Linked DNA regions of Homo sapiens: region 1 is linked to region 2. Evidence: chromatin loops called from intact Hi-C (ENCODE). Cell type or tissue: HCT116. All regions are shown on one strand. Links, peaks and the distances in the headings refer to the core of each region. The heading gives the core; the rest is flanking DNA.

The links. Peaks named below come from ENCODE experiments on the same cell type or tissue, not always from the same donor. Only the 100,000 strongest peaks of a DNase experiment are listed, where the experiment ranks them.
Region 1: it touches region 2 in a loop (3-fold over the local background); 1 of 110 quality-filtered maps calls a loop at or near these places.

The regions. Positions count from the first base shown.
Region 1 is chr6:93,877,968-93,880,904 of GRCh38, forward strand. No RefSeq gene overlaps it. Among named protein-coding and RNA genes, the nearest start is that of TSG1, 170 kb to the left of the region's middle. In HCT116, for the core only: no CTCF peak of the experiment used is centred there; a DNase peak (open chromatin) is centred at 1,519.
Region 2 is chr6:93,761,294-93,764,230 of GRCh38, forward strand. All of the region lies in intron 7 of TSG1 (tumor suppressor TSG1), which reads left to right. Among named protein-coding and RNA genes, the nearest start is that of TSG1, 56 kb to the left of the region's middle. In HCT116, for the core only: no CTCF peak of the experiment used is centred there; no DNase peak of the experiment used is centred there.

The DNA of each region.
Region 1 (2,937 bases), core at 170-2,669, 120 kb after region 2:
CTAGGTGTGCACTTGCTGGATCATACAGTAAGAGTATGTTTAGCTTTAGTAGACAATGCCAACAATGCTTTCCAAAAGATTATATCAACTTATACTCCCACCAGCAATGTATGAGATTTTCCATTACTCTGCATCTTCTTCAATTCTTAAAAGGTAGTTACTTTTTAATTTTAATTATTGTGGTGGATGTATAAGAACATCTCATTTGTATTTTAATTGGCATTTCTCTGATAGTTAATAATATTGAGCAATTTTCGTATCTTTATCGAACATGTAGACACCCTAGATTGTGAAATGCTTGTTCAAGCATTTTGTTCATACTCTACTGAATTCTTTGTAGTTTTTACTTATTATTATTATTTTCTAAGAGATGGGGTCTGTTCTGTTGCTCAGGCTAGACTTAAGTGATGTAATCCCAGCTCACTGCAGCCTTGAACTCCTGGGCTTAAGTTGTCCTTCCACCTCAACCTCCTGACTAGCTGAGACTACAGGTGCAAAACACCATATATGGCTAATTTAAAAAAAAAAATGTTTTTAAATGTTGGGGTCCAGGCTGGTCTTGAACTCCTGGATTCAAGTGATCCTCCCTTCTCAGTCTCTCATGTAATAGGGATTACAGGCATGACATTGTGCACGGCTCTTTGTCTTTTATTAATGGTAGGAGACCTTTTCAATATATTTTGGATTTGAGCTCTTTCTCTGTTACACAACTCCTTCTACTATGTGGCTTGTGTTTTTACTTTTTCTAGGAATGGCTTTTAATGAATACAAAGTTCTTAATATGAGATTGTGTGCACATATATATTTACATATACATATATTTCTTTATGGTAACTGCAACTGGTACACATGCTTTTATGTTTAGGAGTAGTTTATAGCTTTCCACTGACTATTCTTTATTTTGTCATATCAGTTGAACCTGAGTAAATGTAAAAATGGGTATATACTATTGCACATGTAGTCAAGAGAGCTAAGTTACATATGCCTGATATAAAATGTATTCTTTGTAATAGTTGGACAATAATAGTTGAATATGGGGCAAGATATCTTATGAAAATAATTCATTATTGACTGTTTTAGTTCTTATTGGAAATGTTCAATGCTTTAGTCATGTTATTGTACTAAAGAATGAGAGTTAGTTGAGGTCTAACACGATAGGGCTTTATCTGTAGCCACACCATCTGGAAACATCTAGTGTAACTCTGTGATTTTGCTTTACTCATAGGACTATTAGAGCTGTGGGGAGGAACTATAATACAAGACAGAGTTTCTAAAAGTGTGAAAGACCAAGTAATACATTTGCTTTTGCCTTTGGTATTGGCATATCCAACACATCTATGCTGTTCTTGGGTATGATAGCTTAAAAATATTATTTGAACCCATTCATATTTAGGAAGGGTGTCAGAAATTGAGAAGCAGGCATACCCATCTACTCTAAAAATGATCCTAAAGTAAATTGCTTGAATAAATTAGATTGAAAAGATTCTTGGTGGGGGACTTTTTAAAGTTGTCCTCAATATGTCCATATTCAAGTGAAGGTAAGAGAAGCCCAGACAAAAAAAGTTGTGAGATGACAGGACAACTATGGATTAAGCATCAATTCTTTTAAAAAGGGCTGACTTAAAAATAAATCTTGGCTCAATTAGAGGAACTTAGCTGACCTTGATGGGCAAAGAAAGGAATCACAACATGTGAAATTCTTTGGATAAAGAATGTATTGACTTAAAAAAATGAGAGTAGCTTTTATATAGCATTGGTAATTCCATTTAAAGAAAACTCTATTGTTATATATTCAAACTTCTGGACTAGTGAAATTAAACAGTATCCTTAGATTGCACAGTAGGTTGTTTAAAATAGAAACTATTCTGGCAATTATTTATCTGTGAAAATTAAAATTTTCTATCTGTTCTACAAAAGGCAGGCTAACCAAATGACAGATAGAAAGAAAATAACTCAGAAACTAATTAAAGTGTATCCTCAGATTTAAGGTAGATTACTCTTTATTAAAAATTACAGTTTAAAACATTGGTATCCCAAATATTCAATTATAAAATTTTGGGCCCATGAAAACATTCTCATGGATAAACTTTGTAGTAAATACACAGCATAAACTTGAAATTTAAATAAACATATACCAATAAAAACATCTATTTTATATAATTCATGGATATAATTTATATTTAACATTTTATTTAAGCACTTTAATACACAGTATCACTGTAAACAAAATATGAATACCTCTGTACCCAGCAAAAGAGCAAACCAAATGAAAGATGTACTAGTTCATAAGGAACATCTACCCTTTATCAAAGTTGATGCTAAGAACATAACTATTCTCTCAAAGACATAAATTTTATCATTTCCTGTATTATCTTTTGAAATGGGACTTATCTTCTGTACTGTGAAATATGAAGGAATCCCAAGATTAGCTTTAGGTTGTCTTTGGATCCCTGGAATTTTCTCAAAAATTTTCTATCTGCATCTGAGGGTGGTGGATGGATCAAGTCTATAACTACATTTTTTTAAATGTTACAACAAAATGTATTAACACATGTATAGTGTTATGGTTAGTTCTCAGTACAAATTACCTATTATTAACGAGATATTTATATGCTGAATTGTGTTAATACATGCTTTCACACAAATATTTTTCCATTACACATGAGTTTTCCAACCAATAGATGAATATATATTTGAATTACAATTTTATTTTTTTTAAATTATACTTTAAGTTCTAGGGTACATGTGCACAAAGTGCAGGTTGGTTACATATGTATACATGTGCCATGTTGGTATGCTGCACCCATTAACTCGTCATTTACATTAGGTATATCTCCTAATGCTATCCCTTCCCCCTCCCCCCACCCCACAACAGGCCCTGTGTGTGATGTTCCCCTTCCTGTGTCCAAGTGTTCTCATTGTTCAATTCCCACCTAT
Region 2 (2,937 bases), core at 140-2,639:
TCGCACATATGAATGGCTGACTATAGAGAGAGTTTGATACCATTCACAGTTTTGGGCATCCACTGGAAGTCTTAGAACTTAACTCTCGTGGGTAAGGGGAGACTACTATATTATTGGAAAAGGTAACAGAAAGGATAAAATTTCTTACCTTATCATGGATTAGAAGACAGTATGACATTATTTATTATTAAATATGGCTAATTTTTCCTTAGTCCTACTTATGCTTTCCTTTTAAAAAGTTTACATTTATGAATCTTAAAGAAATAATAATAAATCATATAACATTTAACATCCAATTAGAAGTAAGAAAAGAGCTGTTCCAGAAAATGGAAACAAGATTTCAGATAAATACCAATTTGTCATATTTTGTGTTAAAGTGATAACATGTATGTGTGTAATTAGTATACAGCATTTACTATAATTGTTATTTGCTGTTATAATTATTATTATTGTTTGGCGTGGCTATGTCTTAGTTTACTTTCTAAAGTATTGCCTATAGTAGGTACAGTCCCTACATGCTATTTGGTATTTACTGTATTATAGTTTAATATATGGTTAACTTTAATAAATGCTTGCTTGAATGCAATGTATATTCACTAATCATACAGGTGAAAGAGTTATATATACATGCCAATATGTGGGGACTAAACTTGTTATTTGTTTTGTTTAAATCATTTATATTCTGATTTTTGTTCTGCTTGATGAATTAGTTTCTGAAAGAGTGGTATTATAATCTCCCATACTAATTTAAGATATGTCCAGTTTTCTCACAATACAGACAAATTTTGAATGATATGTTTTGAGGCTCTCTTTGAAGCTCATACTTGTTCTGAATTATAGTATCTTGTCAAATTGTTCCTTTAATCATGTGTACAGTATTGACTTTATCTATAATAATGGTCCTGTCTTAAATTCAAAACTGTCTGCTTAATATCATTATGTTAACTCCTCTCTTGAGTATTTGCCTACATCATTTTATATCCTTTCATATAAAATCTTTCCCTGTCATTTTGTTTTATGTGTAATTCTAGTGTACATCATATTACAGATTTCTATTTTTTAGTTCATTTTGAGAGTTTTTGTCAACTGATGACATTGGCTTGTGTCTACTTATTGTTATTACTGATGTATTTGGATTTATTTCTGCTGTCATATTTTGTAGATAATAAATATGCATTGTTTTTGTTTCCTTTCTTACTTTTTAAAAATTAATAAACATTATTTTTCAGAAAGTTTTAGGTTCACAGTAAAATTGAGCAAATTACAGAGAATTTCCATGTACCCTCCCTCGGTCCCCAGTTTGTGGATTGTCTTCTCTTTCTCTTGACATTGTCTTTAGCAGAATGGAAGTTTTCTATCTGAATGAAGTCTTATTTACCAATTATTTCTTTCATGGATTGTATTTTTGGTATTGTAGCTAAAAAAATCATCACCAAACCCAAGATCATCTAGATTTTCTACTGTGTTATCTTCCTACAGTTTTATTTTGTATTGTATTTTTTTTAGTTTTGTGGGTTGCATTTAGTTCTATAATGCATTTTCAGTTAATGTTTGTGAATGGTGTAAAAGTTTGTTTCTAAGTCCATGTTTTTTTAATGTAAATGTCTGGTTGACCAGGTCTTGTCTTTGGCCCTTTGTCAAAGACCAGTTGACTAGAATCACATGGTCTATTACCGGGCTCTCTATTTTGTTCCACTGATTTATTCATCTATATTTTCAACAACACTGTCTTGATTACTATAGCTTTATACTAGATCTTGAAGTGCAGTAGTGTTAGTCCTCTGACTTTGCTCTTTTTCTTCACTATTGATTTGGCTAATCCGGACCTTTTACCTTTCATAGAAACTTCAGAATAAGTTTGTCCACAAAATAACTTGCTGGGATTTTGATTGGTATTGCAATAAATCTATTACTCAAGTTGGAAAGAACTAACATCTTGACAATATTGAGTCTTCCTGTACATGAACATGGAATATCTCACCACTTACTTAGGTCTTCTTTGATATTGTTAATTAGAGTTTTGTCATTTTCCTCATGTAAACATTTAATATATTTTATCAGATTTATACGTAAGTGTTTTATTTGGAGGATTGATGTAAATAGTATTTTTTTAATTTCAAATACTGCCAGCTCACTGCTTGTATACAAGAAAGTTGTTGACTTTTGTGTATTACTGTCTTTGATATTTTTCACCTCTTTATCACTCTGTGTTTCACCTTGGTAAATTTTCCAGGTTTTTAAAGGTTTACCATTTTCATCCTGAATTGTTCCTTAAATGGTGTTTATCCCATCTAATGAGTTTCTCAGGAAACATGAAAATATTGCTCTTTTACAAATGGTCTTATACTTTCTAAATGTCTTTTTTATAGAGATTTTATTAAAACTATTTTATTAACTATTTTAAGCATATTTATTTATTTTATATTGTTTTTTATTTTTTTGTACTGCATTGAGTTCTTGGGGCTGAGTTTGCCATATTTGTTGAGTCTGTTGATTCAGGGGCCAAGTAGATTGTTCTCTTTTACATTTTGTAAATTTTGTCATTATATTTTAACTTAACTTTATTTCTTAGTATATGTGTGTGTTGGTATCCCTATAGTATTGGTTGTGGAAATTATCTCCTGAGTGCCTTTTCTATGCTTCTGCCAAATATCCCAGATTTATCACTAGAGGGTACAAATTTTTATCATTAATTTTTTATTGGAGTTATGCAGACCTCATGGATAATTCTGAACCTAAATCTATTCAAGATAAAGTTTTTGGATTTTGATTTCTCAGAAGAGACATATTTTTGTTTTACCCAGGGACAAGGCAAAATAAAATAATATTATTATCTTTTATTTGAGCCAATTGTTGGGTATATTTTCCTACTTTCCTACAAATGTTTATTTATTTATTTATTTTGAGCACTGACTATTTAGGAGCTAATAAACACCC